Regions from separate parts of the Homo sapiens genome. Here region 2 is linked to region 1. Evidence: read pairs that join two places in POLR2A ChIA-PET (ENCODE). Cell type or tissue: endothelial cell of umbilical vein. All regions are shown on one strand. Each heading gives the region's core, and the rest is flanking DNA. Links, peaks and the distances in the headings are about the cores only. Region 1 overlaps ITGA10 (integrin subunit alpha 10). Region 2 holds the start of MIR6736 (microRNA 6736).

The links. ChIA-PET counts read pairs that join two places held together with the same protein. Peaks named below come from ENCODE experiments on the same cell type or tissue, not always from the same donor. Only the 100,000 strongest peaks of a DNase experiment are listed, where the experiment ranks them.
Region 2: POLR2A ChIA-PET joins it to region 1 with 5 read pairs; 32 of 35 experiments call an interaction of 5 or more read pairs at or near these places.

Annotation. Positions count from the first base shown.
Region 1 is chr1:145,905,178-145,909,530 of GRCh38, reverse strand. It overlaps ITGA10 (integrin subunit alpha 10), which reads left to right. Exons shown (of 30, transcript NM_003637.5): 2 at 2,066-2,177; 3 at 2,381-2,490; 4 at 2,707-2,798; 5 at 3,023-3,137. Among named protein-coding and RNA genes, the nearest start is that of ITGA10, 2.7 kb to the left of the region's middle. In endothelial cell of umbilical vein, for the core only: no CTCF peak of the experiment used is centred there; a DNase peak (open chromatin) is centred at 1,890; H3K27ac peaks cover 1,913 bases.
Region 2 is chr1:145,850,446-145,854,834 of GRCh38, reverse strand. It overlaps PIAS3 (protein inhibitor of activated STAT 3), which reads left to right. Exons shown (of 14, transcript NM_006099.3): 6 at 1-89; 7 at 272-377; 8 at 949-1,022; 9 at 1,171-1,331; 10 at 3,682-3,815; 11 at 3,896-4,064; 12 at 4,249-4,382. MIR6736 (microRNA 6736) reads left to right here and starts at 4,190; the gene lies at 4,190-4,248. RefSeq lists an enhancer at 3,955-4,389. In endothelial cell of umbilical vein, for the core only: no CTCF peak of the experiment used is centred there; no DNase peak of the experiment used is centred there; H3K27ac peaks cover 183 bases.

The DNA of each region.
Region 1 (4,353 bases), core at 1-4,000:
ATATATAATATACATATAATATATAACATAATTATATATTATATATAATATACATATAATATATAACATAATTATATATTATATAGTTATATATTGTATATAATAATTATTATTATTTTTTAAAGATAGGGTCTCACTTTGTTGTCTAGGCTGGAGTGCAGTGGTGCAACCACAGCTCAGTAGTTGGGACTACTAGGTACGCGCCACCACGCACAGCTAATTTTTTTTTTTGAAACAGGGTCTCACTCTGTCATTCAAGCTGGAGTGCAGTGGCATGATCATGGCTCACTCTAGCCTCAACCTCCCAGGCTGAGGTGATCCTTCCACCTTAGCCTCCCGAGTAGCTGGGACTATAGGCGTGTGCTACCACGCCTGGCTAATTTTTTTTTTTTTAGAGACAGAGTTTTGCTATGTTGGCCAGGCTGGTCTTTAACTCCTGGACTCAAGCAATCCGCCCCCGACAGCCACCCAAAGTGCCGGGATTATAGGCATGAGCCACCATGCTTGGCTGAGATTTGTATCTAAATATATAAAATCTTCATCCTAAGCCCTATAGGGGTAAGGAGACAAAAAAGAAATGTGATGTGACCTTCCACGTGGCTAGTCTGATTCCTATTATCCCCTCCCTAACTTCTTACCCTTGGTGGTCCCTGGGGCCTGAGGCATAACTGACTAACTATGTGGTCAGAACTCTGGGTTTATCTAACCAATGAGCTGCAGTTTCTGGTCATACAGCCCTGCCAGTTTTCTGGATGCAAAACTGCTCACATACTAAACACCTTTCTGAAAATGAGCATGGTTTGGGATAAAGCTATAGCCATTGGTAATGGTGAGGGGGTAGCCTGAGAGGGGGTTGCTTAGAAGTACAGAGCAAGACATAGTTGGGGAAAGGACCATGGGAAGGACAAGAGGCCTGGAATTTTTCCTTGGCAGTGCCCTGTAATCATTGTTTCCTAAAATACCAGCTCTGATTTTAAAGGCATTGGGGTCAAAAGGGAAGATTAGCTAGGGTCGGGCACCTTTAGAATGGGCTGAAGGCTGAGGAAACCATGGAGGTAGGTAGGGGACCAGTTGGGAGAGTAGATTAGTTAAAAAGGAAGCAGGTTGTGGGAAACTTCAGGATGATGGGACCCTTGGAAAGGATGGATGGCAAACTATGTGTGTGGGCAGGCGAGTGGCCCCACCCAGTTAATTACCACTGAGATTTCCAAGGCTGGAATCAACCAGGGACCTAGACATTGGAAAAAGACAGTGAGAGTGTGACAATGACACTGGAAGTCAGGAAGAGATAGAGAAGGAGAGAGCCAGACATGCAGTGCTCCTTAGCTTCCTTTCATTCCCCCTATTTTGGGGAGAATTGGAAGCAATGGTTGTTCTGGGGATACAGAAAGGCCCTCTCCCTCTTTTGACCCTCACAGTTTGTTGAGGAGAGTGTGTGGAAGGAATGTTGTGGAAAAGAGTAGCCAGGCGCGGTGGCTCACGCCTGTAATCCCAGCACTTTGGGAGGCCGAGGCGGGCGGATCATGAGGTCAGGAGATCGAGACCATCCTGGCTAACACGGTGAAACTCCGTCTCTACTAAAAATAAGAAAAATTAGCCGGGCGAGGTGGCAGGCGCCTGTAGTGCCAGCTACACGGGAGGCTGAGGCAGGAGAATGGCGTGAACCCAGGGGGGCGGAGCCTGCAGTAAGCCGAGATCACGCCACTGCACTCCAGCCTGGGCGACAGAGAGACTCCGTCTCAAAAAAAAAAAAAAAAAAAAAAAAAAAAAAGTAACTTGACCTTTTCAGACATGTCTGTGAATGAAATTTCAGGGGTGGGAATGGAAATACAGCTGTACATCAGCATGGCAGAGGGCCACAGTTTAGGCATCTGGACACAAACACAGGAAGGGAATCATCTTTGCCTGGAGCTCTGAGTACATGACACTGAGAGAGGCCAGAAAAGCTTATGAGTGAAAAAGCAGGCAGGCAGACTGAGATTAAGACGCTTCCTCACAGCTTCTCTCGGGCTGTGCCTCTAGCCATTCACTACCTCATACTAACATTATGATCCTGACCCCACAGGTCTCTGCTCCCCCTTTAACCTGGATGAACATCACCCACGCCTATTCCCAGGGCCACCAGAAGCTGAATTTGGATACAGTGTCTTACAACATGTTGGGGGTGGACAGCGATGGTGAGGAAGAAACCGGAGTGCCAGGGGATTGGGACTGCAGTAGTGCTAACAAAGGGGAGGCAAGATAGATGGGACTCTAAACTAATCTGGTCTTTTGAAAGTGGCTGGGGCTCTAAACTTACCACCTCCATGCTCTTTCCCTTTGGCCTATGTCAAGGGTCATGTTTGCCCTGTGCTTACTTACATTCACATCCTCTTCCCAGGATGCTGGTGGGCGCCCCCTGGGATGGGCCTTCAGGCGACCGGAGGGGGGACGTTTATCGCTGCCCTGTAGGGGGGGCCCACAATGCCCCATGTGCCAAGGGCCACTTAGGTGAGAAGATGCCTGACCCTTCTCCTCCTAACCCCTGACTTTGATACTCTAGAAGCTTCAACTCCCTATACCTCAGCTTTTTCACCCCTAAAATCCGCATACTCCCTGTCCCCAATCTGATACCAATCCCTGCTCATTCTCCTCCAAAATCACATGAATTCAAGCACCCCATCTATGACCCCATGATCTCATTCTCTTCCACCTCCTTCCAACCAGGTGACTACCAACTGGGAAATTCATCTCATCCTGCTGTGAATATGCACCTGGGGATGTCTCTGTTAGAGACAGATGGTGATGGGGGATTCATGGTGAGCTAAGGAGAGGGTGGTGGCAGTGTCTCTGAAGGTCCATAAAAGAAAAAAGAGAAGTGTGGTAAGGGAAAATGGTCTGTGTGGAGGGGTCAAGGAGTTAAAAACCCTAGAAAGCAAAAGGTAGGTAATGTCAGGGAGTAGTCTTCATGCCTCCTTCAACTGGGAGCATGTTCTGAGGGTGCCCTCCCAAGCCTGGGAGTAACTATTTCCCCCATCCCCAGGCCTGTGCCCCTCTCTGGTCTCGTGCTTGTGGCAGCTCTGTCTTCAGTTCTGGGATATGTGCCCGTGTGGATGCTTCATTCCAGCCTCAGGGAAGCCTGGCACCCACTGCCCAACGTGAGCCAGAGGAAGGCTGAGTACTTGGTTCCCAGAAGGAGATACTGGGTGGGAAAAAGATGGGGCAAAGCGGTATGATGCCTGGCAAAGGGCCTGCATGGCTATCCTCATTGCTACCTAATGTGCTTGCAAAAGCTCCATGTTTCCTAACAGATTCAGACTCCTGGCCAGGTGTGGTGGCCCACACCTGTAATTCTAGCACTTTGGGAGGCCAAGGTGGGCAGATCACTTGAGGTCAGGAGTTCAAGACCAGCCTGGCCAACATGGTGAAACTCCATCTCTACTAAAAAAAAAAAATACAAAAATTAGCTGGGTGCGCTAGTGCATGCCTGTAATCTCATCTACTCGGGAGGCTAAGACAGGAGACTCTCACTTCAACCCAGGAGGTGGAGGTTGCGGTGAGCCAAGATTGTGCCTCTGCACTCTAGCGTGGGTGACAGAGTAAGCGAGACTCCATCTCAAAAATAATAATAATAATAATTCAGACTCCTTATCAGGAGTCCATGATCTGGCCTGGCACAGTAACTCATGCCTGTAATCCCAACATTTTGGGAGGCCAACGCAGGAGGATTGCTTGAGGTCTGGAGGTTTGAGACCAGCCTGGGCAACATAGAGAGACCCCATCTCTACAAAAATAAAAAATAAAAAAATTAGCTGGGTATGGTGGTGCATGCCTGTGGTCCCAGCTACTCAGGAGGCCAAGGTGGGAGGATCACTTGAGCCCAGGTGGTCCAGGCTGCAGTGAGCCATGATTATGCCACTACACTCCAGCCTGGGCGACAGAGTGAGACTCTGTCTCAAAAACAAACAAAATGGGCCAGGCGTGGTGGCTCACGCCTGTAATCCCAGCACTTTGGGAGGCCGAGGCCAGTGGATCACGAGGTCAGGAGATCGAGACCATCCTGGCTAACAGAGTAAAACCCTGTCTCTGCTAAAAACACAAAAAATTAGCCGGGTGTCGTGGCGGGCGCCTGTAGTCCCAGCTACTCGGGAGGCTGAGGCAGGAGAATGGCGTGAACCCAGGAGGCAGAGCTTGCAGTGAGCCGAGATTGCGCCACTGCACTCCAGCCTGGGCAATAGAGCGAGACTCTGTCTCAAAAAAAAAAAAATGTTCTCTACCCACATGCCTTTCCTAATATTCTCTTCTCCTTAAACATTTTCAGTCTTCATAGTTGCTACCATGTTTCATTCCTCACCATCAGAACCACTCTGCTTT
Region 2 (4,389 bases), core at 269-4,268, 55 kb after region 1:
GCCGCCCCATCAACATCACACCCCTGGCTCGACTCTCAGCCACTGTTCCCAACACCATTGTGGTCAATTGGTCATCTGAGTTCGGACGGGTGAGCACAGCTAAAGCAGGTGCCTGGAAAAGCCTGCTGAGGGTGAAGGGGAACCATCCAGTGTCCTGGGTTGGGGAAGCATTTTCCTCTTTATGAGTCTGTCTCTGGTCCTCATGGAACAAAAGTGGGCAGTGGTGGTATGAGAAGCAGAGGCTAATTGTCTACCCCCTGCCTCCAAGTAGAATTACTCCTTGTCTGTGTACCTGGTGAGGCAGTTGACTGCAGGAACCCTTCTACAAAAACTCAGAGCAAAGGGTATCCGGAACCCAGACCACTCGCGGGCACTGAGTGAGTAACATCTTTCCTCTCTTCCCCACCTGATCTGGATTCAAGTCTTCCTGGCCCTCCAGCCTTCATAATTAAACCCATACCTCTTTTTTGACAACTTACTCCCCTTCTCACATGAACCCCAACCCTCCCCCTCTACCCCTGACCAGTCTTCCAGTCTTTATAGTTGAAGTTGGACCACTCCCAGGCACCCTTGAATTTCCAATCATGTATCTGCTTTGCACCTCACAGTCCCTAACTCCAGCCCTGCTAGAATATGGGCTCTCCGGACTGGAAAGAATCTTAGGGGTCCTCTAATCTAACCCTCACATGATGCTTCAACTCCTCCAGATCATCTCTAACATAGCCAGAGTGTCACGCTATGTTTAAGCATCTTCAGGGATGGGAAAATCCCCCACACCCAGCCTTCATCATCCATATCCCAGACCACTTCCATGTGACGTCCCACTGGCCCCCAAAGACGCTCCACCCAGCAGCCTCTCAGCCAGAGCCATCTGTTCCTGGCCTTACCAACTCCTGGGCTTCCTCCAGCCTTGCTGACCCCATGGCTCTGGCCTCACTTTTGTTTCAGTCAAGGAGAAATTGACTGCTGACCCTGACAGTGAGGTGGCCACTACAAGTCTCCGGGTGTCACTCATGTGCCCGGTGGGTAAAAGGGGAGAAGGGAACAGGGTGGGAAGGGAGTTGGGTTTAGCCTGTGGACTTTGATGAGGGTTCCTAGGGATACTGGCGTGAAGTTTTCTGGGATGAAATCAGAGTAGGGCCTCTGACAAGAGAACTTGCTTCTCCTCAGCTAGGGAAGATGCGCCTGACTGTCCCTTGTCGTGCCCTCACCTGCGCCCACCTGCAGAGCTTCGATGCTGCCCTTTATCTACAGATGAATGAGAAGAAGCCTACATGGACATGTCCTGTGTGTGACAAGAAGGCTCCCTATGAATCTCTTATCATTGATGGGTAGGGCCATTTTGCTTCCTCTTACCTAGGACATCCACTAGAACCTCTTTTCTTGGTTATTTCTTTTTCTTTTTCTTTTCTTTTTTTTTTTTTTGAGATGGAATCTTACTCTGTTCCCCAGGCTGGAGTGCAGTGGCACAATCTTGGCTCACTGCAACCTCCACCTCCCGGGTTCAGGCGATACTCCTGCCTCAGCCTCCTGAGTAGCTGGGATTACAGGCACCCACCACCATGCCTGGCTAATTTTTGTATTTTTAGTAAAGACTGGGTTTCACCATGTTGGCCAGGCTGGTCTTGAACTCCTGACCTCAGGTGATCTGCCCACTTCAGCCTCCTAAAGTGCTGGGATTACAGGCATGAGACAACATGCCCAGCCTATAATATTTCTTTTTTCTTTTAGCCACCACCTCCTTCAGGGTTTTTAATTCATATGGCTTACTTCCCCTCACATGAACTGCAATTCTCACCTTATCTATCCCTTTTACCAGTCTGTGTGTGTGTGTGTGTATGTGCATGTGTGTGGAGGGGGAGGGCAACATTAAGGACTTAGTATATACAAGGCATCTTGCTGAGCACTTTGCATGAGTTATCTCATTGAATCCTCACAATAACCCTATGGACTCGGCTCCTACCTGTAATTCCAACACTGGAAGGCTGAGATGGGAAGATCATTTGAGGCTAGGAGTTTGAGACCAGCCTGGGCAACATAGTAGACCCTCTCTCTATAAAAAATTAAAAAAATTAGCCAGGCATGTTATAATAGCTCATGACTGTAGTCTTAGCTGCTCAGGAGGCTGAGGCAGGAGGATGGCTTGAACCCAGGAGTTTGAGGCTGCAGTGAGCTATGATTGCATTACTGCACCCCAGCCTGGGCAACAGATTGAGACCCTGTCTCAAAAAAAGAAATAATCCTATGATTGGCTAGTGACACTCACCCAGAAAAAAAAAAAGAAAAAAAAAAACCCTATGAGATAGGTAGTATCATTACACATGAGGAAACTGAGGCCGAGAGAGATTGAGCCTTGCTCAAGGTTATATTGTTAAGTGGCAGAGCCAGTGTACTGAACTGTCATAATATATCACCTATAACAACTACCTGACTTCCCACTGAGCATTGCAATAAGGTTCTTTTCAGGGCCTGGATGTTCTAATCTTTTGATCTTGCTAGTCTTAACCTCTTTTTGGAATCTACATTATGGTTCCTGTTCCCAGTGCTCCCCCACTTTTTGTTTGTTTGTTTGTTTTTGAGACAGGGTCTCGTTCTGTTGCCCAGACTGGAGTATAGTAGCACAATCATAGCTCACTGCAGCCTCGACCTCCTGGCCTCAAGTGATCCTCCCACCTTGGCCTCCCAAAGTGCTAGGATTGCAGGCATGAGCTACCATGCCTGGCCCCTAGTGCCTTTATTTATTTATTTTTACACAAGTGTTTAGAAAGCCAAAGACCCAGTGCCTTTTGGAGATGGTTTATGGACTTCTGTGTCTCTGCTCCTTTTGTTCCTTATACTACACGTAAGTGCTCAGATTTTTTTTTTTTTTTTTTTTGAGACGGTGTTTCACTCTGTCACCCAGGCTGGAGTGGTATGGCACAGTCTCGTGATCTCAGCTCATGCAACCTCTGCCTCCTGGGTTCAAGCAATTCTCCTGCCTCAGCCTCCTGAGTAGCTGGGATTACAGGCATGTGCCGCCACATCCGGCTAATTTTGTATTTTTGGTAGAGATGGGGTTTCACCATGTTGGCCAGGCTGGTCTCGAACTCCTGACCTCAGGTGATCCACCCACCTCAGTCTCTGAAAGTGTGATTATAGGCGTGAGCCACCACGCCGGCTTTTTTTTTTTTTTTTTTTTTGAGGCAGAGCCTTGCTCTGTTTCCCAGGGTGGAGAACAGTGGTGTGGTCTAGGCTCACTGCAACCTCTGCCTCCTGGGTTCAAGCGATTCTCGTGCCTCAGCCTCCTAAGTAGCTGGGATTATAGGCATGTGCCACCACACCTGGCTAATTTTTGTATTTTTAGTAGAGATGAGGTTTCACCATGTTGGCCAGGCTGGTCTTGAACTCCCAGCCTCAAGTGATTCACCTGCCTGTACCTCCCAAAGTGCTGGGATTAAAGGCGTGAGCCACTGCACCCAGCCTCAGATTGTATTTATTTTAAAACCTATTACTTACTTTGCAAAGCTCTTTTACATACCTTGTGTTATTTGATTCCAACAACTCAGAGCGGTCCAGTAGGATGGATAATGTTCTTATTTTACAGATGAGGAAACTGAGATACAGGAAGGTGAGTTACAGAACTCTGGCTACTGTTCTGCTCATCTCCCAGCCCCGTGAATTTTCATCTCTCTCTTCCCCCAGTTTATTTATGGAGATTCTTAGTTCCTGTTCAGATTGTGATGAGATCCAATTCATGGAAGATGGATCCTGGTGCCCAATGAAACCCAAGAAGGAGGCATCTGAGGTTTGCCCCCCGCCAGGGTATGGGCTGGATGGTGAGTGACCCCCTGTTCCCCAGCTAAGCTAAATCTTGGATGGCCTCTTCTCTGAGACGTAGTCTTCTTAATACCCACAGGCCTCCAGTACAGCCCAGTCCAGGGGGGAGATCCATCAGAGAATAAGAAGAAGGTCGAAGTTATTGACTTGACAATAGAAAGCTCATCAGATGAGGAGGATCTGCCCCCTACCAAGAAGCACTGTTCTGTCACCTCAGCTGCCATCCCGGCCCTACCTGGAAGCAAAGGGTATGAGAAAATAGGCTGAGTCTACAGCAAAACGGACAGGGGAAGAAGTCAGGATTGCTTTCTGATCATTGGACAAAGCCTGGGGCAAGAGAAATGTGGAGGGGACAGAGAGGGAACCTGGGGACCTGAGCTGGGTGAGGGCATCTGTGGTTTGCTGGCTGCCTCAGCTCCTCTCTACCCACAGAGTCCTGACATCTGGCCACCAGCCATCCTCGGTGCTAAGGAGCCCTGCTATGGGCACGTTGGGTGGGGATTTCCTGTCCAGTCTCCCACTACATGAGTACCCACCTGCCTTCCCACTGGGAGCCGACATCCAAGGTATGAC